Regions from separate parts of the Homo sapiens genome. Here all the other regions are linked to region 2. A link is a loop called in an ENCODE intact Hi-C map of the cell type or tissue named here. Cell type or tissue: gastrocnemius medialis. All regions are shown on one strand.

Region 1 (5,000 bases), 74 kb before region 2:
AAGTGATCCACCTGCCTCGGCCTCCTAAAGTGCTGGGATTACAGGCATAAGCCACTGCGCCTGGCCTTCTGGTTAGTTTTTCTTGCTTTTTTTTTTTTTTTCCTGAAAATCTGATGACTATATTAGTTTATTTTCTTCTTTTTTAAATTTAAAAATTATTTAGCACTTTATGCTCCCTGGCTTTACTTTGGCTTAAAATATAGAGCACAGTTGATTTTTCCCTCTCTCATTTATAAAATGATGTTTCCTTTCTTTCTAATCTTGATGATGCCTGCTTTAACTACAGAACATATTTTTCCATGGATTTGGGTCTATTTCTGTGATTTCTTTTGGTCTGGATACCTATTTTTGTCTGAGTAAACATAATCTAAGTTCTTACTTTGTAAATTGTTATTACTTGGTCAAGTCTGGACTTCTTGTAGTTCTTGTGTTTTGTGGAATATTCTTTTATGTCCATCCGTGCCTTTGGCTGGAATTTTGTTGAAATTATGTTAAATATATAAATTGACTTGAAGATAATTGACATGTTCATAACATTTAGCTTTCCTTTCTAGGTGCACAGCATGATTATTCATTTATTCAAAACTTCCTTTTAATTTTTTATAGTAGGTCTTACATATCTCTCATTAATGTTTAATCATTTCACAGTGCTAGATGATTAATTGTGGGCTGGCAATCTTTGTATATGTTTCAAAAGCCTGGAGGAAATCAGCTCTCTTGTACTTTACTCCTCCAGGACTGCAAAGCCTGTTCCTCTTGTAACATTTTTACATTTGATCTTGGCAGAGAGGCTACTTTATTGCCAAAAGAAAATTTGGTAGAGGGGTCATATTCTGAAGTTGCTTGCTTGATTTTTAAAAATCTGATGATTATTTCATTATTTGCTGTAAAAATGTGTTCTGGTAACATTTTGTCATACTCTGCTATAATTCAGTGGCTTTTTTAAAAGAGAAGATTTGCAGCAAATTTTGACCCCATTTTTCATCTGATCTACAAAAGGACTTGCAGTGCAGTCTAGGGAGAAAAGCAGTGGGCTGGGAGGCAGCAATGCCTGGTCCTTACCCTTTGTCTGCTCCTGGTGAGGTCTGTAAACTTGGAACAAAATATTTAACCTTTCTGTGTTTGTGTTTGTTTATCTTTAAATTTGGGGAGGGTAGAGGTAAGTATATAAATCCTTATTTTATAAGGTCAAATCATGAAATACTTTGTGTGTGAGTAAAGTAATAAAGCGAGTAAAGAAATACTTTGCGTGCAAGTAAAATAATAGTCTTTATACCTTAATTAGAAACTAAGCCATCTGGTTGAAAGCACCTCAGATAAGTATTTTACCTATTCTAGTGAAAAAATCCACACAAGAAATGATGTCATTGACTGACCAGCAGGCCCAGTCTTTCTCTTCCCCTTTCCCGTGCACCTCCTACCTGCTTCTATTTGTAACGCATGGTTTTCTCCCTGTCCAATGGACTGAATCTCTCTGCCACCAGAATAGGAGCTAATTTTTCAGATAATATTTACTGAGGACCTTGATGGCAGGGTTTTGTTTTGTTGCTCCTACAGCTCCACACCGTGCTTGGTGAATGTATGACTGGTAAAGGACGCGTGAGAAAGATTTTAGCTACGGGATTTTAAATGTCACTTTGGATCCCCTCTCACTACCTTCTCCACTTCTTGTGCCTGGCCCTTCAGGCTCAATAGACCATAGTGTAGGAATTTCCCTGCCTGGTTCATTCTTTTTTTTTTTTTTTTTGCCGTGACAGGGTCTCACTTTGTTGCCCAGGCTGGAACGCAGTGGTAACCTTGAACTCATGGGCTCAAGCAATCAGATTCTGCCTCAGCCTTCTGAGTAGCTAGAACTACAGGTGTGCACCAACACACCAGCAAGTTACAACAATTTTTTTTTGTAGAGATCAAATTGAAATTCACATGGTACCTAAATACCATCTTGGAAATACACTAAACTATTTTTTTGTTTTGTTTTGTTTTGTTTTGTTTTTGAGACATCCGTTCTCTGCTCACTGCAACCTCCGCCTCCCGGGTTCAAGCAATTCTCCTGCCTCAGCTTCTCGAGTAGCTGGGACTACAGGCACACGCCACTAGGCCTGGCTGATTTTTGTGTATTTTAGTAGAGACGGGGTTTCACTGTGTTGCCCAGGCTGGTCTGGAACTCCTGAGCTCAGGCAATCCTCCCGCTTTGGCCTCCCAAAGTGCTGGGATTACAGGCGTGAGCCACCACGCCCGGCCACACTAAACTATTAACCAAAATATTGTTTCCACTCCCTTCTACCACCTTTGGGAATTCCTAAACTCAGTTGATGAGGAAACCTTGTAGCATTAGTAGCATTAGTTTTCTAAGGAACTCCCTTTGGGAAATAGTGTTTTAGAGGAAAGGTATTAAATGGAGGAAGAACTTTGATTCCAGCGTAGTGTCCCTGTACTCCACCAGGTGGCGTCTGATGCTGCCGAGATTTGCTTGTAGAACTGAGTCGGTACGCATAAAAAGTGCCCTCCTCCAAGCGAAGAAAGCTTTTCTGGAGTATTGTTCTGTCAGATTGGAAATTTTTTTTTTTTTTGAGACGGAGTCTTGCTTTGTCGCCCAGGCTGGAGTGCAGCCGCGCGATCTCGGCTCACTGCAACCTCCGCCTCCCGGGTTCACGCCATTTTCCTGCCTCAGCTTCCCGAGTAGCTGGGACTACAGGCGCCCGCCACCACGCCCGGCTAATGTTTTGTATTTTTTAGTAGAGACGGGGTTTCACCGTTTTCGCCAGCATCGTCTTGATCCCCGACCTCGTGATCCGCCCACCTCGGCCTCCCAAAGTGCTGGAGTTACAGGCGTGAGCCAACGAGCGCGGCCAGATGGTGAGATTTTATACAGCATCAAAAGATCTTGGCGGGGCACGGTGGCTCACGCCTGTAATCCTAGCACTTTGCGAGACTGAGGCAGGTGGATCTCTTGAGCTCAGGAGTTTGAGACCAACCTTTCGCAATGTGGCGAAACCCCGTCTCTACAAAAAATACTAAAAATTAGCCTGTAGTTGCAGCTACTTAGGGGCTGAGGTGGGAGGATGGTTTGAACCTAGGAAGTCAGGGCTGCAGTGAGCTGAGATCATGCCACTGCTTTCTGGCCTGGGTGACGAAAGTGAGACCTTGTCTCAAAAAAAAAAAATCTGAAGGATAGGGTTTTCTTGCTCAGTATGGGACATTTTAAAAGGCATTGAAAAAACAAGGGACTGACAAGCAAGGATGGCTTGGAGATTGCTTTATTTTCTCAGGTTTTTGGACCTAACTCTTGGGTCTTTGGACCAGACATTGAGTTTAACAGTTCTCGGCAAATGGCATGGGTTCTAGGATCGTTTTTTTTTCTTGGGTAATTTCATTTGTTGTCACTATACTCACTCATGGGGGAGACCTTTTTCTAACTATCTGCCTGCATTGAGACCCTTCTGGGTACTGACTAATATAGATTAAAATAAACATATTAAAAATTCCATACTTTGGGCCGGGCGCTGTGGCTCATACCTGTAATCCCAGCACTTTGGGAGGCCAAGGCGCATGGATCACCTGAGGTAAGGGGTTTTAGACCAGTCTGACCAACACGGAGAAACCCGGTGTTTACTAAAAATACAAAAATAGGCAGGCATGGTGGCACATGACTGTAATCCTAGCTGCTTGGGAGGCTGAGACAGGAGAATCTCTTGAACCTGGGAGGTGGAGGTTGCAGTGAGCCAAAATCATGCCATTGCACTCCAGCCTAGGCAACAAGAGCAAAACTCTGTCTCAAAAAAAAGGAAAAAAAATTCCATACTTTATGTCCCCACACCTAAAACTGACTGTTTAATTCAGTTGACATTATTTTAGCAAAGGAATCCTTGTATATTTTGTGAGAGATGCTTTTATTTCCATTATGATTTCTTTTCTTTTTTTTTTTTTTTGAGACAGAGTCTCACTCTGTGCCCAGGCTGGAGTGCACAATCATGGCTCACTGCAGCCTCAACCTCCCCAGGCTCAGGTGATCCTCCTACCTCAGCCCCCCAAGGAGCTGGGACTACAGGCATGCACCACCACGCCTGGCAACCTGGCAATTTTTTTTTTTTTTTTTTTTCCTGAGACAGAGTTTCACTCTTGTTGCCCAGGCTGGAGTGCAATGGCACGATCTTGACTCACCGCAACCTCCGCCTCCTGGGTTCAAGCGATTCTCCTGCCTCCCAAGTAGCTGGGATTTACAGGCATGCACCACCATGCCCAACTGATTTCTGTGTGTGTGTGTGTGTGTGTGTGTGTGTTTTAAGTGGAAATGGGGTTTCTCCATGTTGGTCAGGCTGGTCTTGAACTCCCGACCTCAGGTGATCCAACCACCTCAGCCTTCCAAAGTGCCGGGATTACAGGCGTCCACCACTCCTGGCCAAATTTTTCTATTTTTTTTGTAGAGATGTAGTTTCACCACGTTACCCTGGCTGATCTTGAACTCCTGGGTTCAAGCAGTCCAGCCACCTCAGCCTCCAGAAGTGCTGTGGTTAAAGGGGTGAGCCACTGTGCCCCACAATGACTTATTTCTTAAGTCTTATAAATAAGAACTAAGGCCAAAAAAGATCCTCTCAGCACGTGAGGTTAGAATCAGAAGTACGATTTCTTATTAAATAATTCAACAACCATTTGAGGATCTGGTATGTGATATAGCTATAATGATGAATGTATCTCATTTCCTGCCATCAGCAGGAGCCACCAGCCAGTGTGGCCAAGAAGTAGGGTTGCTCACAATGAGAATTTAGTGATGGGTCTGTGACAGCCTTCCTTAGGTGGAGACGGGAAGATGGCTCAGTGGAGATGGGTGCTGGGGGGTGGGAGGCTTAGCCTGCAGCTAAGTATGGAAGAAACCGCATGCAGAGTGGAAGGTTGATGGGGCTGGGGAAAGCAACAGGTGTGTCCACTTGTGCCTTGGCTTCAGGAAGCTCAGAGCCAAATTTAGTGTTCATTTAGAGAGATTTTGATCCCTCGATCCCAGG
Region 2 (5,000 bases):
TTAAACAACAAACGATTGTTTCCTTTTTTTTTTTTTTTTTTTTTTTTGAGACAGTTTCTTGCTATGTTGCCCAGCCTGGAGTGCAGTGGTGCAATCACAGCTCACTGCAGCCTCAGTCTCCTGGGCTCAAATGATTCTCCTACATCACCCTCCTGAGTAGCTGAGACTATAGGCGCCCACAACCACGCCCGGCTAATTTTTGTATTTTTTGTAGAGATAGGATTTTGCCATGTTGGCCAGGCTGGTCTCGAACTCCTAGCCTCAAGTGATCTGCCTGCCTCGGCCTCCCAGAGTGCTGGGATTACAGGCGTAAGCCACCACACCCGGCCTCTGTTTCCCTTTAACATAGAGTCAGTCCTGGTGTAAGTAAGTGTCGCAGCTCTGGTTTGGCTATTCCAAGGCATCAGGGACCCAGGCTCCTCCTACCTTGTTGCTCCATTTTCCCTAAACGATTGTCTTTGCTCTTATTGTCCAAATCGGATGGTCACCCTCTCCTACACTCCAACTGCCAGGAAGGGGAAAGGAGAAGGGAAGCTAATGATGGAGGTAGACCTGCCCTTTCCCTTAGAGACACATGCAGGGACCTGCGCAGTTCACTTTTGCACACATCCTATTGGCTAGAATTTAACCCCTTGGCCACACCTATATACAAGGGAGGCTGGGAAATGTGGTCTTATTTCTGGGTAGCTGTGCCCAGCTACGTATTGGAAGTCCTATTGCTTTGGAAGAAGGGGAGAGTGGATATTGGGGTGCAGAGTAGTCTGTGCTGTGCCCTGTGAGGGTTTGGGAAAGGTGGGGGGTGGGAGAGGGCAGTGGTAAGGAGGATATCTTGCTCCCCAGCTTTGAGCCTATGTGGGTGGAGGTGTCATTTGCCCAGGCAGGGGGCACAGAAGGGCTGTCTCTTTCTTTTTTGTCTTTTTTTTTTTTTTTTTTTTGAGACAGAGTCTCCCTCTGTTGGCCAGGCTGGAGTGCAGTGCTGGGATCTTGGCTCACTGCAGCCTCCGCCTCCTGGGTTCAAGAGATTCTCCTGCCTCAGCCTCCTGGGATTACAGGCATGGGCCACCATGCCTGGCTAATTTTTTTGGCATTTTTAGTAGAGACGGGCTTTCGCTATGTTGGCCAGGCTGGTCTCGAACTCCTGACCTCAGGTGATCTGCCTGCCTCAGCCTCCCAAAGTGCTGGGATTACAGGTATGAGCCACCATGCTCGGCCAGGGCTGTCTCTTTCTAACCCTGCACCACATGGTTTCATAAGAAATCTGGCCTTTGTGCACGATGTAGGGAGCAGAGTTCAGGATATTGGGGAAACTGAGGCTGAGGGATGCTCCAGTTTCAGCTGATTGGAAAGACAGGTTGAGCCCAAACCGTTCCTCAAGAAAACACAACTGCAAGACCAGCCCAAACTGGACCTACTCTGTTGATAACAGAAGGTCAAGTTACCTGGCAGATATAACTGAGCCAACACAGCAAGTCAGGTATCCCAGACATGCACAGTTGGAAAAGCTTTGATGTCTATCAACACCCAGAACTAGTGATTCCTCCGCGCAAAACCAAGAAGTCCAGGACATGCCCAGAACTTGACCACCGGAACTGTTTCAGAAGCGAGGGGTCCATTGGCTAGGAGGATCTGGGGTTATGCTTTGCCTCAACAGGCTCAGCGCGGTGGCTCATGCCTGTAATCCCAGCACTTTGGGAGGCCAAGGGCAGGAGTTAAGAGACCAGCCTGGCCAACATGGTGAAACCCCGTCTCTACTAAAAATACAAAAATTAACTGGCTGCGATGGCTCGCACCTATAATTCCAGCTACCTGGGAGGCTGAGGCAGGGGAATCACTTGAAGCCTGGAGGCGGAGGTTGCAGTGAGCCGAGATCACATCACTGCACTCCATCCTGGGCGACAAAGGGAGATTCTGTCTCGAAAATAGATAGATAGACAGACAGATAGAGAGATAGACAGAGAGATAGATAGATAAAAATAAAATTCTGCCCTTGGCCTCTAGGGGGCCATACTGGCTTGCTGCGAAGTCACGGTGTTTTTATTTTACTTGAGTGCTGTGCGGTTATTGGAATTCCTCTATCTGCTGGGTTGCTTCTGGCACCCACATCACCTGCGCATGGCCTGCTTTCTCCTGCTGATCGTGCTCGTCTGGAGCCTGCGGGCCCTTCTGCCCCCAGTGCAGTCTGTCCATCTGTCTGTCTGTCCTTCCGTCAGCATTGCTCCCTTGTTCCAGCTCTCTTTACTCTCTGAAAGGGGCTCCTGGGAATGGGGGTCAGGCAGGGGAGGCTGTACATGCCAGTATGTGGCCTTTACCCTTCCCCTCTTCCCCTCCCCTCTCTTTTTCTTTCTTTCTTGGAGACAGGGTCTCCCTCTGTCGCCCAGGCTGGAGTGCAATGGCATAATCACGGCTCACAGGAGCCTCGACCTCCTGGGCTCAAGCAACCCTCCTGCCCCAGCCTCCCATGTGGCAGATACTACAGGTATGCACCACCATGCTTGGCTGATTTTTTTTTTTAAATAGAGATGGGTTTCCTTATGTTTCCCAGGCTGGTCTTGAACTCCTGGGCTCGAGCCGTCCTCCCACCTCAGCCTCCCCAAATTCTGAGATTACAGGAGTCAGCCACTGCTCCCGGCCTGATATCATGACTGTGTTCTGTCTCCTCCACACACGGGACCTTGTTCCTGGCCACCCACAGCAAACCAGCTCTCTCCTCTCCCTGGGCTTGGCTTCCTTCTTTCCTGGCAGCATCTTTGCCAGTGTGCCGGCTTGAAAACAGCCGAACATGAGGAGGGGTGGTGTAGACTGACAGGGGCTCACTCAAACTTGAGGAGAAGCCAAGCTGGGGCTGAGTTTGGAATGCATGCCATGGTTACAGACGACGTCATTCTGCCCTTTAGCTGTGACTCAGCAATTAGGATCAGATTTCCCATCCCGAGGGTTGTCCTTGTGACCTGCCAGATGGATGATCATCACCCCCATACCAGCATCGAGTGAGAAGACCTCGAGCTGGGGCCTGCACAAGGGTGGCTGCAGCCGTGATGAAGTGGCAGTGATTTGCAGAGCCTTGGGCTGCCTCTCTGCTGCAGGGACTGTGACAAATCAAAGAGGAAGCCTTCTAGAGCCCTGCATCATGTGCACTTCTTGGCACTTGTGAAATATTTCATAATCCCAATTGCGTAGGTAGCTCCAGTTCTGCCGCCCACTGTCCGTGTGACCTCGGTGAAGTCACTTCATCTCTGAGCTTCAGTTTCCCAGGCTGCAGAACAAGTATCAGAGCGAGAACCCCTTCATTCGTTTGTTCATTCACTGACTTACACACTCAGTCGCTCCACGAACATGTGCTGAGCAGCTACTATGTGCTGGATGCAGTGCTCAGCCCTGCGGATCCAGCCGTGAATGCCTAATAAGGACCCAGCCCTGGCAGAGTGGACCTCCCTTTCTACTGAGAGGACAGTCAACAAACAAGGTTATCCACATCGACACATTGTTGGCCGGGTGCGGTGGCTCACACGTGTAATCTCAGCACTTTGGGAGGCTAAGGCAGGTGGATTGCTTGAGCCAGGAGTTCAAGACCAGCCTGGGTAACACAGTGAAACTATGTCTCTGCGAAACATACAAAAATTATCCGGGCATGGTGGCTCTCGCCTGTACTCCCAGCTACTTGGGGGGCTGAGAGGGTAGGATCTCTTGAGCTTAGGAGGCAGAGGCCCTGGCTAATTTTTGTGTTTTTAGTAGAGATGGGGTTTCACCATGTTGGCCAGGCTGGTCTTGAACTCCTGACCTCAAGTGATCCGCCCTCCTCGGCCTCCCAAATTGATGGGATTACAGGCATGAGCCACTGCACCTGGCCTAAAAAGATTATTTTAAAGATGAATCTTTTTTCTTTGCCCAGACTTTGGATGTCCTTTTCTCTCTGTTTCATTCTTTTTTCTTTTTTTTTTTTAAAAATCTTTCTTCCAAAGTTTTATTGTAAAAATGTCCAAATATAAAGAAAAGTTGAAAGAACTATACGGGGAATACCTATGTATACATCACCCAGATAACATTTTGTCCTATTTGTCCATCCATCTATCCATCCATTCATCCATCCATCCATCCACCCACCCATCCATGCATCCCACCCACCCATCCATCCCTCCCTCCTTCTAACCATCCATCCACCCATCTATCCACCCATGCATCCACCACTCACCCATTTATTCTTCCCCCCACTAATCATTCATTCGTCTACCCATCTATCCATGCCCCGTCTATCCCTCCCACCCTCTAACCACCCATCCATCCATTTATCCATCCATCCATTCCTCCCTCTAACCATTTATCCATCCATCCCTCTCTCCCTCTAACCATTCATCCATCTACCCATCCATACATCTACCCATCCATTTATTCATCCATCCATCCCTACCTCTGACCATCTATGCATCCATTCCTGTCTCCCTCTAACCATCCCTCTAACCTCTACCCATTTGTTTACTCATCCATCCATCCATCCCTCTATCCCTCTCTCTACCTAACCATTCACCCATGCATCCGTCACTCTACACATCTTACTTTTTGGATGCATTTCACAATAAGTTGTTGACGTCAGTACCCATTTCCTTGAACAATTTGTTACGCGTTTAAATAACTAAAGTTTACTATCCAGAATATTTTTTCAATGCAAAAAAAAAAATACACAGGTTAAAAAGGTAGCCAGCTATGTATATCTAAAATGAGATTGTGGAATTAAAAATACCTGTGATTCCTATTGGAAATCTACTAATATTAACATGAGAATTGCTCCATTAGGAATTAAAGTTAGATGCTAAATTTCCAGGGTTTTTTTTTTTTTTTTTTTTTTTTTTTTTTTTTTTTTTTTGAGACAGAGTCTTGCTCTGTCGGCCCAGGCTGGAGTGCAGAGGCGTGATCTCAGCTCACTGCAACCTCCACCTCCTGGGTTCAAATGATTCTCCTGCCTCAGCCTCCTGAGTAGCTGGAATTACAGACATGCACCACCACGC
Region 3 (5,000 bases), 250 kb after region 2:
CAGCAGTGAGGGTGGTGCCCGCAGAATGCAGGGGTGTGAGCGAGGCAGCCAGACGCCACCATCGTGGCTCTGCCATTTGCCTGCTGGGTGACTGGGCAGTGCACATCTCCTCTCTGAGCCTCTGGTGTTTCATCTGAGGAAGGAGCAGCAGGTTCCAGGACGTAGAGTGATGGTGAGACTTAAGAGAGACATGATGCGGGAATGCTCAGCCTTGGTGCCGGGCACATGAGTTAGAGCTGCTGTAGTCATCATTACCCCAGAGGAGAGGTGTTAGGACTCCTTTTCCTCAACCCCTTTCCCCTCCTGGGGTTGGTAGCTGGTTGATTGGTTCTTCCATCCACCAACCCATCCATCCATTCCTTTACGCATCCTTCCATCCTCCTTCCTATCTTCCATCCATCCCCGTATATCTGCCCTCCCATGTACCCTCTCTCTCCATCCATTCATCCTCCAACCGTTCCTCCCTTGCATCCATTCATCCGTCCGTCCATCCCTCCCTCCCTCCCTCCCTCCCTCCATCCCTCCCTCCCTCCATCCCTCCCTCCCTCCATCCCAAGGACTCATACTCTTCTGTAAAGAGACAGATAGCATATATTTTAGGCTTTATGAACCATCCAGTCTCTGTTCCAACAACCAACTTTACCACTGTCTTGTGAAAGCAGCTATAGACAATATGTAAATGAATCCTTACGGCTGTATTCCAGTAAAAGTATTTACAAGCCGGGTGCGGTGGCTCACGCCTGTAATCCCACCACTTTGGGAGGCCGATGCAGGCAGATCACGAGGTCAGGAGATCGAGACCATCCTGGCTAACATGGTGAAACCTCTTCTCTACTAAAAATAGAAAAAATGAGCTGGGCACGGTGGCACGTGCCTGTAGTCCTAGCTACTCAGGAGGCTGAGGTAGGAGAATCGCTTGAACCTGGGAGGCGGAGGTTGCAGTGAGCTGAGATCGTGCCATTGTACTCCAGCCTGGCGACAGAGCATAACTCTGTCTCAAAATAAAAAGCATTTACAAGAGTGGGCAGTGAGCCAGATTCGGCCCCAAACCATAGTTTCCCACCCCTTATCTTTTCCTCTGTTCATTCAGAAAACATTTGTGTGTTTCACCTATGCCAGGCTGTGTTCTAGGTGCAGGGAGTGGATGTGAAAGACACAGCCTAGGTGCCGGCCTCCTGGGTGGCGCATTCCAGTGGGGCCAGGACGATACAACAAACTAGAGATGCATGGTCTATGGTCAGGGTGTAGTAAACGTTGTGCAGGAATGAAGCAGAGAGGGGCCAGGGTGTTGCAAAAAGGGGCCTCACTGGTGAGTGTGAGCCCTGCAGAGGGAAGGGGCCTAAGGCACAACTCTGCCTTGAGGAACACGGGGCAGCACTTACGGAGGGAGCAAGGGAAGTGAGGTTGGGACAACAAAGCAGGCCACGGGCCATGCCAGAGCCCAGCTTCTTAGGGGACGGCATCTGATTTGCGTTTCTTAGAGGTCAGCTGTGAGCTGCGACAGGTGTGGAGGCTGGGAGGTGGCAGCTGCTGCTGCATTCTCGGTGCAGGGGACTGGGGAGAGAGGAAGCTGCCACCCCTGTGCCTGCCTGACACCTAGACTCTCTCGTCCCAGGCCCTCTTGGTCGTCGGGGAGCACACCCTGGGCCAGGGTGGACTCCTGCTGCGTTCCCGCTGCCACCTGGGCCTTGCACCAGACCCAGACCACGGCCTGCATCTCAGCCTGACCCTCCAAAACCACAGCAGGCCTCGTTCAGCTGACTTCTCCGGGGCACTGGAGGTCAGTGGCCAGGATGGGGCTGACAGTCCCTGGGAAAGATATCCCGGCATCCCTGCGGTTCCTCCCTGGCCAGCAGGCCCCCAACTGCCTGGGCGGCCCCGCCATCTAGTGGCTATCTGAGGAACTGCAAACCAGCATTCTGGATGGGGCCAGAGCTTCATTCTGGGTCGGGGGAACGCCTGCTGAACCCCAGGCCTGGCCCTGGCGCCAAGACAAGGCAGCTCCTCCACAGTCCCAACACCCGGCCCTTCCTATAACAGAGAGGCAGTGGCTGGGCTGCCCAAGTTTGAATCCCAGCCTAGCTGCCTCCTGGTACCTGAGTTTCCTCCCCTGTAAAATGGGTATAATTGTACTGGCCCTATCTCCCATGGGGTTAATATTGCAAGGGTTAAATATAGTCGTAGGCATAGATCGCTTAGAGCAGTGCCTGAGAGAAAACAGCCACTACGTAAGTATTTGCTATTAGCCATTACTGGTACCATCTCCTCCCCCTCCTTACTCCCAGCAGCCCTGGGAAGTAGGAAGGGGCAGAGTTGGCCTCCAATACCTACTCTGCCCTGACCTGGCCAGGTGATCCCAGGAAGGAACCTCTCTGAGCATGTGTTTCCTCATCTGTAGGAGGGGATCAGATATTTCACAGGGTGGTTTTTGGGAGTCTGGATACCGGTTCCCGCTGCCTGCGTAGCCAAGGCACGTGACGTAGCAGGTGCTCTCTCGGCGTTTCCATCCACCTCCTCTGTCTCCCTGGCCAGGTGAACTTGGCCTCGTGACTTTCGTTTGCTGAGCCTCAGTCTTCCCCTCTGTCAAATGGGAACAAATACCATCTCCCTTGCAGAATGGTTAGGAGCAAACACATTTGTACAACATCTGCATGTAGCAGGTGCTTGTGAGAGGGGAGTTCCCTCCCTTCCCGGCATCCGAGCTGAATGAGGATGGCATTTCTGGGTTGAGAGTTCAGCAGCCGTGGCCATTTCAAAGGAGTTTCTCCTTCCAAGGTTCTTGTTCTCCGGGACTGACTGTCACTTCCCCGTTTCCAGCCAGGCCCCTGCCTGCCCCCGGCTCTGTAAGCCCCGTGCCTGATGGAACTGGAGCCCTGGGAGTGAACCCATGGCGGATGCTCGGCAAGAGGCTGGTCCTCTTGCTTCCCTATCCCCGATTTATTTGGGACAGCTATTCTCACTTGGTCCATTCTGGGGTCTGTGGAGTGGTCAGAAGGCTTTCCCAGCCTTGTTTCTTGCTCACCCCAACCCAGTGGCCCCAGGACAGATGAGGGACAGATTCAGGGAGGTCAGGCATTCACCCAGGCTACACAGAGGCAGGCATGGCCCTTGCTCTTCAGTGACACCCAGCGGGGCTGAGCTCAGATGCTGGGAGCCATCCAGGGCCAACTCCGTGTGGTCTGCAGACCGTCCCCTGCCCCCACCTGCCTGGCAAGATCACATTGTGCTTGGTTAAATTCCACAGGAGTCCTGGGCTGTAGCCCTATTACCAACTTGGATCTCCTCAGAGATCGACATGCTTCTGCATGTTTAGTAAGCACCCTGCATTCGATTCCTAGGACTACTGTATTAAATTGCCACCAACTGGAAGGCTTAATGCAACAGACAGGTATGGTGTCACAGTTCTAGAGGCCAGAAGTCCAAAAGCAAGTTGTCAGCAGGGCCACACTCCCTCTCAAAGTCCTAGGGAAGATCCTTCTGTAGCACCTCCAGCTTCTGGTGGTTGCCAGGACCCACGGCTGTGGTGGCATCACACCAGTCTCTGCCTCTGTCCCACGTGGTGGCCTTCTGCCTTCTGGGTGGCATCTTCACATGGTCTTCTCACAGGGACAGCATTCATTGGGTGTGTGGCCTACCTTCATCCACTATGGCCTCAACTTGATTACTTTTGCAAAAAACCTATTTCCGAATAACACCACGTTCACAGGTATAGAAGGTTAGGGCTTCAACCTATCTGAGGAACAAAATTCAACCCTTAACAGACATACGTGCACGCGCACACACACTCTTAAGTCCTGTTAAGTTTTGTGAACCATTGTTCTGTATCATTTTACAGATCTTGGAGCTGAGGCCCAGAGAGGGTGACACCCTTACTGAAGGGTGCACAGCTTGTTAGCTGCAGTGTCTGGACTAGAATACAGGGTAGCTGAGGCTCCCTCCCCTGCAGGGCCTCCTCCGGGCTTGTGTTCTCTTGGGGGCCTCTGAGCCTCTTTCCCACCCCATTCTAGACTCGCCTGTCCTGGTCCCTGCCGTGCCCCCAAGGCTGGGCACCTGCAGGGACTTAGGTAAGCTGCCCAGTGCCTGGGGTGTTATGCCAGGTGTGCCCGTGTCTCCTTGCTTAGACCTTTGCAGTGGTTCCCATGCAAACTCGGAAAGCCTGGGCTGTAGCAGAAACACCAGGGCACTGGGGATGTTAGAAATGCCAGGGCCCGGGGCCCCCAACACCAATTAAATCAGAGTGTCTGGGTGGGGCCTGGGCAGCAGCCATCTCTAAGCCACCCTGTGGGCGGCTGCTGCTGGGTTGGGCTCCTAGATGGGTATTTTTAAAAATTAAAAAAAGTATTTGTCATGAGACTGGCTAAGTTTTGTATTTTTGGTAGAGACAGGGTTTTTGCCATGTGGTCCAGGCTAGTCTGAAACTCCTGGGCTCAAGCGATCCACCCGTCTTGGCCTCCTGAAGTGCTGGGATTATAGGAGTGAGCCCTTGATCCTGGCCCGGAGTATTTTCAAAAGTGCTTTCTGTAATGGGGCACTGGCAGCCTTAGACAGGGATATGGCGTGGGGAACCTGGTGCCCTGGAGATCGGGCGTGGGCATTGTGCCTTCCCTTGGTTCCCTACAGGTCCAACAGCAGCCTCCCCAGCCAGCCTCTTCCTGAGCCTGGGGCGGGCAGGGGAGAGACCAGGGACAGGTGGGCCAGGCTCCACTCAGGCCTCTGCCTTCCCCCTCCCAGCTTCGTGGCTCCAAGGCTCAGCGGGTTGGCCTACTGGGCCGTGTCTCCACCTCGACTTCTCAAAGCCTGGTCCGGTTGGAGGGAAGCGTGGACAACAGAGAGGAGAAAGTGAGGCTGTCTGTGTTCCGGGCCCCAAGCTGTCTGCAGGCCTCTGTGGCCCATGAGGAGGGTGAGTGGCAGCTGGGTCCCAGCTCAGCTAGCTGGGCCACGGCCCCTGTTGGCTCAAGAAAGGACGGGGGTCTGGGCGTTAAGATTTCAGAAGTCGGGGC
Region 4 (5,000 bases), 65 kb before region 2:
CGAAGGTTTTTTCATTTTAATGGACACTTTATTGGAAATATATAACATCACCAGGAAATGGTTATGAAGAACTTGAAAAGTGAATCACTATGTAAATATTAAAATTAGAGGGGTTGTTTTAATCCCTTTTTAAAATAATCCTATTTTTCTCCTTTTTCTGACTTTGGAAAGAAGAGTGGGAAAGTAGAAGTTAAAATTAACAGACTAAAATGAGAATTGTTTCCCAACAGATGGAAGGTACTATGATACAGGTTTGCCTTTTGGTATACCACTATTTTCAGTTTAAAGAAATGAGAAGAATTTCCCCATGGAGTAAATGACTTCTTATCCATGATGATTAAATGCCATGTGACTTAATCCAGTGGTATTTTGTTTTGAAGCATATGTTGGTTTGTTAGCAGTTACCTTTATAAGCATTTTTCTTGACCCGATATTCCATTTTGTTCCATGATGCCTTAGAGATGAGCTCATGCAGAAGTCTCCATGATAGCAGATGACCTTCCCTAATGTAAGGAATTCCACATTGTTCAGACCTGGAGTTTCTCTCTGTTCTTTCAGTGTATCCTTGGGTACTTTGTAGTACACCAAGTGCTATTTACTATAGGCCTCTGAGAGAGAATTAATTTCAGAAGCTCAGGCTAGAGTCATAGGTCTAGAGCCCCACTTTTTCCTTTTTGAAGAAAAGGGGACACGTTCTTAAAGATAATTATTCTTTGCTGTTGGATGGATTTTCATGAAAAAAATTCAAGAAACATTGTCTCATGTGATCTTACCAGATAAGTGCCAATTATTAAGACTTGCTGGCTGCTGGATTTATCATCTCAGGCTAATTGTCTTCCTGAGATAAATGAATCTTGCTTTTTCATCATTACCACTCTGGCATAATCTAATGGAAATACAATATGAACCACATAGCTAATTTAAAATTTTCTTTTTTTAAGTTTGTTTTTTGAGACAGGATCTCATATTGTTGTCCAGGCTGGAGTGCAGTGGTGCAATTATAGCTCACTGCGGCCTTGACCTCCTGGGCTCAAGCATTCCTCCTGCATCAGCCTCCCAAGTAGCTAGGACTATAGGCTTACATCATCACGCTCAGCGAATTTTTAAAAATTTTTTTAGAGCTAGGGTCTCACTCTCTTGCCCAGGCTGGTCTTGACCTCCTGGCCTCAAGTGATCCTCCTGCCTCAGCCTCTCAAAACTGTTGAGATTATAGATGTGAGCTACCATACCCAGCCTAATTTAAACTTTTCTAGTAGCTACACTAAAAATTAAAAAGAAGCAGGTGAGGCTGGGTGCGGTGGCTCAGGTCTGTAATCCCAACACTTTGGGAGGCTGAGGCAGGCAGATCACTTGAGGTCAGGAGTTCGAGACCAGCCTGGCCAACATGGTGAAACTCTGTCTGTACTAAAAATATAAAAATTAGCTGGGCATGGTGGTGCACGCCTGCAATCCTAGCTACTCAGGAGGCTGAGGCAGGAGAATCGCTTGAACCTGGGAGGTGGCGGTTGCAGTGAGCCAAGATTGGGCCACTTTACTGCAGGCTGGGTGACAAAGTGAGACTCTGTCTTTAAAAAAAAAAATTGGGAAAAATAAAAGAAACAGGTGAAATTAATATTTAACCCAGTGTATCCAAATTATTTCAACATATAATCAGTATAAAAATCATGGAGTTTTTTTTTTTTTCACCTCCCACATTTAAGTGATTCTCCTGCCTCAGCCTCCCAAATAGCTGGGACTACAGGCGCCTGCCACTAAGCCTGGCTAATTTTTAGTAGAGATGGGGTTTCACCAGGTTGGCCAGGCTGGTCTCGAACTCCTGACCTCAGGTGATCCACCCACCTTGGCCTCCCAAAGTGCTGGGGTTACAGGTGTGAGCCACCGCATCCAGCCCTAAACTGACATTTTAATATTTAAAATTAAATTTAAGTCATATGATACTAAACTAAAATACAGTTTTCCCTTGGTATAGATTGGGGATTAGTTCTAGGATCCCCAAATATACCAGAATTTGCATACTCAAGTCCCACAGTTGGCCCTTCAGAGCCTGCCTGTATGAAAATTGGCTCTCCATATAGGTGGGTTTTAAATTCTGCAAATACTGTATTTTGGATCTGTGTTTCGTTAAAAAAAATATGCATGTAAGTGGACCCACGCAGTTCAAACCCATGTTGTTCAAGGGTCAGCTGTAGTCATATATTAAAACGTTGTCCAAAACCAAAAAGCTTTTATCCAAACTAGAGGATAGTGAGCCAGATGAATGTGAGTGGAAACCAGATGGAGTTTCAGGTCTTTCAGGAACCCTTGGTAGCTGTCATGAGGTGAATGGTGACAGCGGTGCACGGGAGGCACAAGAAGGGCAGCCAAAGCTATACTTGGGGAGGGTGTGGGAAGCAAGAGAAGAACATTCTGTTAGGGGCAGAGAAGAATCCCACACTCACAAGAGATGACCAGGAGTAAACCTGCCTGCCTGCCAAAAGTAGGCAAGATTTCATGAGTCAAAGCACAAGACCATTTCTGCTCAAAGCACAGCAAACAATATTAGCATCAGCATAATAGTGCTGGTTCCCCAGCCCATGCCCATGGGAGATGTGCTGTGATGGGTCTAGATGGTGCCTGTGTGCACAGCCTTGTAGCCGACGATCACAGGGCCCAGGGCTCAGCACCCTCTGTAGCAAGCAGCCAAGGAGCACCCTCCCTCCCTGAGGGGTGAGTGGCGCCAAGAGACATGCTGGCTGTGGTCACCTTGACCTTCTTAGCCACCTGCATGAGCAGCTGTGGAAACTGGTTAGTAACTAATTCTTTACCCAGATGTTCCTTCAAGATTTCATTACATCTTGCAGTGATCATTGACACCAGTTGTCACTGTATGGTTAACAGAGATCTTGAACTGGCCAATTACCAGGCTAATGGAGAATTTTTTTTTTAATCGAATGGGATACTGCAGTTTTTAGACCTTTTTGAGTAGAGGAGGGGAGAGTATGAGTCTTAGTTTATTTTTAATTGTCCAACAAATTCCAAGTTCTTAATTAAAATATTGAAAATTCATTACTTTTAGGACAAAATAATTCATTTTATAAATGACTAAGACTTCTGTCGTAGAAAGCCCTGGAGCTCTGCTTATCAGAAAACACTCTGGATAAGGAGATGTGACATGCTGGTTTTTTGTGTCATCTTTACGCTATAAACTTCCTCTGCTAATCTAAGTATTCTTTGTTCACGTGAGACTGCAAATTTAAGCTGCTGCTTCTAGCAAGATTTCCACCATATGCTAGAACTTAAATAGAAGCGTGTTTTTTGTACATTTCTGTTATGTGTGAAAAATAAAGTTTTGAAATTATAATATGTTTGAGCATGTTAGAATTTGTTCTGTATGGGCAGACTGTCCATTCTTATTAAGGCAGTTAAACAGGTTTTTGAATGGCCCCTTTTAACTTTTGGGTCAGGCTGTCACTTCTTATTTCTCTGCTCTAATAAATCACGATGGTGACTTTGGCAGGCTATCAAATGAATTTCCTTACTGGCTGCTTTTCCTTCTCTTCTTTTAACTGTGACTGTCCTCCAAGATCAGCTGCTTCTGGAGAGTGGTGTTTTGGTCCTACTAAATCACGTCCTCTCTTTGGTCTGTTTCTTCTGACAGCTTTGGGATCTGGACTTATATGCCATGCCCTTTAAACAAAGTTTTTAAAAATCTTCAACTAATTCTATACTTAGAGAAAAGTTGCAAAAATAAAACAGAGAGTTCCATAATTGCCTGTCTTTAGCCAGTTTCCCCCATTGTTAACATCTTACATAACCAATTGTTAGGTGGTTTTGTACAAACTAAGAAGTCAATGTTAGAGTTGGGTGTGGTGGCTCACACCTGTAATCTCAGCACTTTGGGAGGCTGAGGCCAGGTGGATCACTTGAGGTTAGGAGTTCGAGATCATCCTGGCCAACATGGTGAAACCTTGTCTCTACTAAAAATACAGAAAAATTAGCTGGACATGGGGGTGCATGCCTATAATCCCAGCTACTCGGGAGGCTGAGGCAGGAGAATCACTTAAGGTTGCAGTGAGCCGAGATGCACCACTGTACTCCAGCCTGGGCGACAGAACAAGAATCTGTCTCAAAAAAAAAAAAGAAAGAAAAAGAAGTTAACATTGGTTCGGTCCTATTCACTAAACTGCAGACCTCATTTGAATTGTCTCCATGTTTCCACTAGTGTCTGTTTTTGTTTCAGGATCCAGTCTGGGATCCCATATCGCAATGTGTTGGTTTTTTTCTCAGTTTCCTTCAACCTATGACAAATCCTCTGTCTTTCCTTGTCCTTTATAACCTTGACACTTCTGAAGAATATTTCTCAGGTATTTTGTAGAAAATTGCTCAATTTTGTCTGTTTTCTTGTGACTGGAATAGGTCATGTCTTTTGACAGCAATACCATAGAAATAGGTACTTCTCAGCACTTCTTATCAGGGGGTTCATATGATGTCAGTGTGTCTCCTACTGGTGACATTAACTTTGATCAGTTGGTTAAAGTAGTGTCTGCTGTGTTTCTCCACTGAAAAGTTACTATCTCTTCCTTTGTAATTAATAAATAAATACCTTGGGGGAAGATCATTTGACACTATGTAAATATATCCTCAAACTTCTGCTCATGAATTTTAGCCTCCATCAGTGGATCTTGCCTGCAACAATTACTCTGGTGTTCAAATGGTTATTTTCTGTTTCTTTCATTCTTTTTTCATTATTAGTGGAATTCTCCCTTAAAGAAGAGCTGACTGTTCTCATTAATATTATTATGGAGTCATGGGTATTTATCTTATTCTGTGTACTGTCATTGTTTATTTTGTTGCTCAAATTGTTCCAACTTTGGCTACTAGGAGGGCTTCAGCTTGGCTCCTGGGTCCTTTGGACAAACCCCCATCCTTTTATGAGCACTTCTTTACTTCATTTATTTTTTTTGAGACGGAGTTTCACTCTTGTCACCCAGGCTGGAGTGCAATGGCAAAATCTCGGCTCA
Region 5 (5,000 bases), 140 kb after region 2:
GGCAAGTGATTTAACCTTCCTGAGCTTCTTTTCTGATTATTATTATTATTATTATTATTATTTAGGACGGAGTCTTGCTCTGTCGCCCAAGCTGGAGTGCAGCAGTGCGATCTCAGCTCACTGCAACCTCCACCTCCTGGGTTCAAGCAATTCTTCTGCCTCAGCCTCCCAAGTAGCTGGGACTACATGAATGCACCACCCCACCTGGCTAAGTTTTGTATTTTTTTCAGTAGAGACGGGGTTTCGCCATGTTGGCCAGGCTGGTCTCGAACTCCTGACCTCAAGTGATCCACCCACCTCAGCCTCCCACAGTGCTGGGATTACAGGTGTGAGCCACCACGCCCGACTGTTTTCTGGTCTCTATAAGGAGGATGGCAGTGGTACCTCTATCCTGGTCTTATAGTGAGGAATGAAATGCTGTGTGTGAAGTGGTTCTCCTGGTGTCTGGCACTAAATCTGAGCACTTGAAATCAGAGCTATTATATTTATAAACACACATATTTAATGAGTCTGGAGATTAGGAAATCTGTGTGAGATGAGGTCAATAATTTCTACGATATGTGGAGGTCTCATTTAACCCTTGAGGTGTCTCTATGAAGTAGGTGCTCTCATCAACCCCATTTTGCAGGTGAGAAAACCGAGGCCCAAAGAGGTAGGGCAGCTTGCCCAAGGGATTGCAGCTGCTCTGCCCTTCACCTCAATTCTGACCTGAGACCTTGGGGTGTGTCCTCACTTTCCTGGGCAAGGGGGTGTCACCTGTCACTCCCCATCTTGTCCCGGCTAATAGTGAGTGCCAAGTCAGATGGCATCGGTAGGGAGCGGGAGTGAAGACACAGCTGGTGCCAGGCAGCTGGGGTCCCTGGGGGCATCAGAGACCCCTGCATTGGTAGAATGGACCCTACCAGGATCTGAGAGCCCCTGGAGCTGGTCCAGCCCTGGCTGTCCCTCCAGGTGGAATATAGGGAGCCCTTGCCTTCTGGCCCCTGACCGCAGGGTTTGAGGTGGGGCTGTTCCAGGTAGACTGTGTTGTTGGCTCTGCTCAGCAGACAAGAATCAGGCACTGACTCAGAGCCAGGCCCAGATTGGGTCCCAAGAGGCATCACCCACAGTTCACAGCCTAGCAGGTGGCACGCTGGCCACCAGGAATGCCAGAACCACCCAAGACCTGCCCTGGGCTTAGCCCATCTCCCTGGAAATGTCTGTCTCCTTCCCCTTCCCCCATTCCCCTCTGCCTCCCTTCCCCCTCTCCCCTCTCCCTCCCTTCCCCCCTCCCCTCTGCCTCCCTTCCCCCCTCCCCTCTGCCTCCCTTCCCCCCTCCCCTCTGCCTCCCTTCCCCCCTCCCCTCTGCCTCCCTTCCCCCCTCCCCTCTGCCTCCCTTCCCCCCTCCCCTCTGCCTCCCTCCCCCCTCCCCTCTGCCTCCCTTCCCCCCTCCCCTCTGCCTCCCTTCCCCCCTTCCTCTCTTTGCCCCCTTTCTCCCTTCCCCCTCCCCTCTTCCTCCCTTCCCCCCTCCCCCCCTTCCTCCTTTCACTCGTTTATTTGTACATATGTTCGATTCATGTGCAGTAACTAAGAGCACAAACCCATCTGGACTTCCTCATTTCAGATCCCAGCCCCATTCCTCACCAGCAGGACCTTGGGCAAGGTACTTTACTTTCCCAGGCCTCAATTTTCCCCGTCTGGACAATGGGACTATTTTGTAGAATGACCTTGCAGACCAGGTGAATTGTATGGTGTGTGCGGAGGGAAGTGGCTGTTGCCATTAGTCTGGGACACAGCACTGAGCCAAGCAGGTGGCATCGATCGGCTTGTGGAGCCCAGAAGCTTCCTCTACCTGCCTCACATGTGATGTTCCATGTGCAGGCCAGAGCTCATGCCTCTCTGGGCTGTATTTTCTTGTTCTGTCATCGAGTCAGCAAGGCCCTGCATGAGCCCTGGCAGGTTCTGGGAATGCACCGGGTTCGTGAAGCCTGGGGAGAGGAGGGGGGTGGGAAGTGGGGAGTGAGGGGCAAGCAGGGAGAGAGTATTTTAATGAACTTTTAATTTCGGATTAATTTTATTTATTTATTTAATTATTTAATCATTATTATTTTTTGAGACGGAGTCTCGCTCTGTTGCCCAGGCTGGAGTGCAGTGGCGCAATCTCGGCTCACTGCAACCTCCACCTCCCGGGTTCAAGTGATTCTCGTGCCTCAGCCTCCTGAGTAGCTGGGATTATGATGCACACCACCAGGCCCGGCTAATTTTTTTGTATTTTTAGTAGAAATGGGATTTCACCATGTTGGCCAGGCTTATCTCGAACTCCTGAGCTCATGTGATTTGCCTGCTTCGGCCTCCCAAAGTGCTGGGATTACAGGCATGAGTCACTGCGCCCGGCCTTCTTAATGGTGTCTTTCAATGAACAAAAGTTCTTCATGTTGGTGAAGTGTGGCTTCTTGATGCTTTGTAGCTGGTGTTTGATCTCCCCCAGGTCCCAGTGCTTCCTGGCTTGTCTTCTCCCAGTTCTGTTTTCTTAGCTTTTCAGGGAGGGTTGGTTTGAGCATGATGACTGAGCTTTAGAATCATGTTGGAAAAGTGAAATCAGCTTAATAAGGGTCACAGGTTTGAGGGTAATTTTATTTTTCCATCTTTAAAAATGAAAAAGTGAGTATTTTAAACAGACTTCTAACTGAAGTGTAAGTAAGCCTTCGTTAGAGATTTTTGCATTAAGATTGTTTTCTTCTCCTCCCATTTTTTTTTTAAATTTATTTCCCTTTCAAAATTGTTTGTTCTTCTCTTTGCGATGTGGTTTCTGGTTTTTGTGAAAACAGGGAAGGCTGGCCCTTCTGGGTTCATCCCCCGGGCAGCCATACACAGAACCAACTGGGTCATTACTGTGTGGACTGCTCAGCACCCAGGCCTCATGCTGGCCCAGTTGTCCTGGCAGGGCCACCGGAAGTGGCTCACAGATCTGGGCTCTCTGCCAGCCAAGTGGCACCAGCCTGCCCCACAGCCCTGCAGGCTGTGACCAGGCTTCTGGCTCCAGCTTTGGTCTGGGACAGGCCCGAGCCTGCCCTGTCTGTGCCCCCGCCGCCTTTCTTGGGCAAAGCAGTCAGAGGCGGGAACCTCCAGCAGGCGGCCCCTCCCATGTGCCGGAGAGCTTCTTAGTCTTTTTATAACCCCTGCCCTCCCAGCCAAGCCCGCTTGCCCTGCTCTGTATTAAGAAAACAGACAGCTTTGTTTTCTTTGCTCAAATATAGGGAAACATTGAATGTGCTTTTTCCAGGCTCCACACACCCCTGTCCTTTCACAAAGAAAATATGCAGTGAGATGCACACGCCAAGACCCACACGCATGCATCCTGAGCGCACGTGTACACACATGGGACACAACCCACACACACTGAAGCAGGCACCCATTGCACTGGGACGTGCACACGCACACTGGATCATGTGTACATGCACAGACCTGCACGTACACTGACACAGGCTCACACCAAGGCACAGGGACACACAAACACACAGGGATATGCACACACATGCTGGATCACGTGTACACACACAGACCTACACACACTGTTGCAGGCTCACACTGAGGCAGGCTTTCCCAGGACACCCACATGGGGAAATGCACGGACACACACCCACACCATAGACCTGTCAAGACACACACACACACACACACACACACACACACACACACACACACATTGAGGCATACACGCCAAGACTCACGTACCTGGAGATGCAGATATACACCCCAGTGTATGCACATGTGAAGACATGGCAGGACATGCACATACACACAGTAGGACACTCACCCAGTGGGACGTGTGGAGACAGCCACCCACACCTGGACACATGCATAGGCACACCAAGACACACTGGGCTGTGCGTGGGCACACAAGGGACACACAGTACACACACACGCACCTGGACGCATGGGCACATGCACACATCCAATGGGACACACGAGATGCCCACATGGGGACACGTGTGCACAGGCATCCACCAGGAAATACACGCATACTAGGGTACTCGAGTGCGCTGAGACACCTGCACACCCAAGTGGGAACGTACACACCCACAAGCACTAGGATTCTACAGCACACACCAATATGCACACACACAGATGCTTATGTTCACACCTTCACACAGTGTGCTCACACCCTAGCGTAGTAACACAGATCTGGTGAAGAGTCACGAATCCAGAGAAAGAACAGAGCTGGGCAGCTCGGGCGTGGTGGCTCACTCCTGTAATCCCAGCACTTTGGGAGGCTGAGGTGGGCAGATCACCTGAGGTCAGGAGTTCGAGACCAGCCTGGCCAATATGGTGAAACCCCATCTCTACTAAAAATACAAAAATTAGCCAGGCGTGGTGGCAGACATCTGTAATCCCAGCTACTCAGGAAGATGAGGCAGGAGAATCACTTGATCTCAGGAGGCAGAGGTTGCAGTGAGCTGAGATTGTGCCACTGGACTCCAGCCTGGGTGACAAGAGCAAGACTCCATCTCGAGAAAAAAAAAAAAAGGACAGAGCTAGGCAGAGATTTTATTTCTCCACAGCTGCCAAGCAGTCCCTGTTCTGGAGTGACGTGGGTCTAGCACAGAGGCCCCTGTTCACAGCCAGGGCCCCAGGGCTGGATTTTAGAGTGAGCCCAGAATTTGCATTTTGAGAAGCCGTGAGTGTTGGTATCATGCCTGGCCTGGGAGCCAGCCTCTCCTGGGTTAAGTCTCAGTTCTATCTATAGCTGTGGGCTACCTGAGGCACGTCCCTTACCCTTTCTGTGTCTCAGCTTCCTGTGTCTCAGCTTCCTGCTCTGCAAAATGGGAATGATAAGAAAGGCAACGTGTGTGACATGTTATCAGCAGTCTGGCTTGTAGTGAACACAGTTTGTTTACTAAGATTTGTTGGTCTAGACTAGGCACGGTGGCTCATGCCTGTAATCCCAGCACTTTGGGAGACCGAGGCGGGCAGATCACTTGAGGTCAGGGGTTCACCACCAGCCTGGCCAACATGGTGAA

The links. A loop is a pair of places that touch in the nucleus more often than their neighbours do. Peaks named below come from ENCODE experiments on the same cell type or tissue, not always from the same donor. Only the 100,000 strongest peaks of a DNase experiment are listed, where the experiment ranks them.
Region 1: a loop joins it to region 2, with 6 times the contacts of the local background. A loop is called at or near these places in 32 of 110 quality-filtered maps.
Region 3: a loop joins it to region 2, with 10 times the contacts of the local background. A loop is called at or near these places in 91 of 110 quality-filtered maps.
Region 4: it touches region 2 in a loop (10-fold over the local background); 30 of 110 quality-filtered maps call a loop at or near these places.
Region 5: a loop joins it to region 2, with 7 times the contacts of the local background. A loop is called at or near these places in 9 of 110 quality-filtered maps.

Annotation. Positions count from the first base shown.
Region 1 is chr16:11,712,210-11,717,209 of GRCh38, reverse strand. The region is part of intron 5 of TXNDC11 (thioredoxin domain containing 11); the gene reads left to right. Among named protein-coding and RNA genes, the nearest start is that of TXNDC11, 28 kb to the left of the region's middle. In gastrocnemius medialis, a CTCF peak has its summit at 2,439 (motif pointing right); DNase peaks (open chromatin) are centred at 2,469 and 2,875; H3K27ac peaks cover 3,621 bases.
Region 2 is chr16:11,638,560-11,643,559 of GRCh38, reverse strand. LOC124903643 (a long non-coding RNA gene) reads right to left here and starts at 3,098. Exons shown (of 2, transcript XR_007064986.1): 1 at 2,608-3,098; 2 at 2,013-2,255. It also overlaps a transcript of LITAF not described here. RefSeq lists enhancers at 1,120-1,783, 2,733-3,027. In gastrocnemius medialis, a CTCF peak has its summit at 2,004 (motif pointing right); DNase peaks (open chromatin) are centred at 2,119 and 3,119; H3K27ac peaks cover 2,606 bases.
Region 3 is chr16:11,393,291-11,398,290 of GRCh38, reverse strand. It overlaps LOC400499 (putative uncharacterized protein LOC400499), which reads left to right. Exons shown (of 67, transcript NM_001370704.1): 54 at 1,616-1,780; 55 at 4,732-4,900. It also overlaps a transcript of LOC105371082 not described here. Among named protein-coding and RNA genes, the nearest start is that of RMI2, 50 kb to the right of the region's middle. In gastrocnemius medialis, CTCF peaks have their summits at 1,684 and 1,895 (motif pointing left); a DNase peak (open chromatin) is centred at 1,850; H3K27ac peaks cover 1,091 bases.
Region 4 is chr16:11,704,035-11,709,034 of GRCh38, reverse strand. The region is part of intron 5 of TXNDC11 (thioredoxin domain containing 11); the gene reads left to right. Among named protein-coding and RNA genes, the nearest start is that of TXNDC11, 36 kb to the left of the region's middle. In gastrocnemius medialis, no CTCF peak of the experiment used is centred here; DNase peaks (open chromatin) are centred at 2,424 and 3,954; H3K4me3 peaks cover 804 bases; H3K27ac peaks cover 5,000 bases.
Region 5 is chr16:11,495,574-11,500,573 of GRCh38, reverse strand. The region is part of intron 10 of LOC400499 (putative uncharacterized protein LOC400499); the gene reads left to right. Among named protein-coding and RNA genes, the nearest start is that of LITAF, 89 kb to the left of the region's middle. RefSeq lists enhancers at 1,867-2,415, 2,907-3,201, 3,179-3,228. In gastrocnemius medialis, a CTCF peak has its summit at 3,105; DNase peaks (open chromatin) are centred at 2,343, 3,013, 3,914, 4,443 and 1 weaker place; H3K27ac peaks cover 3,197 bases.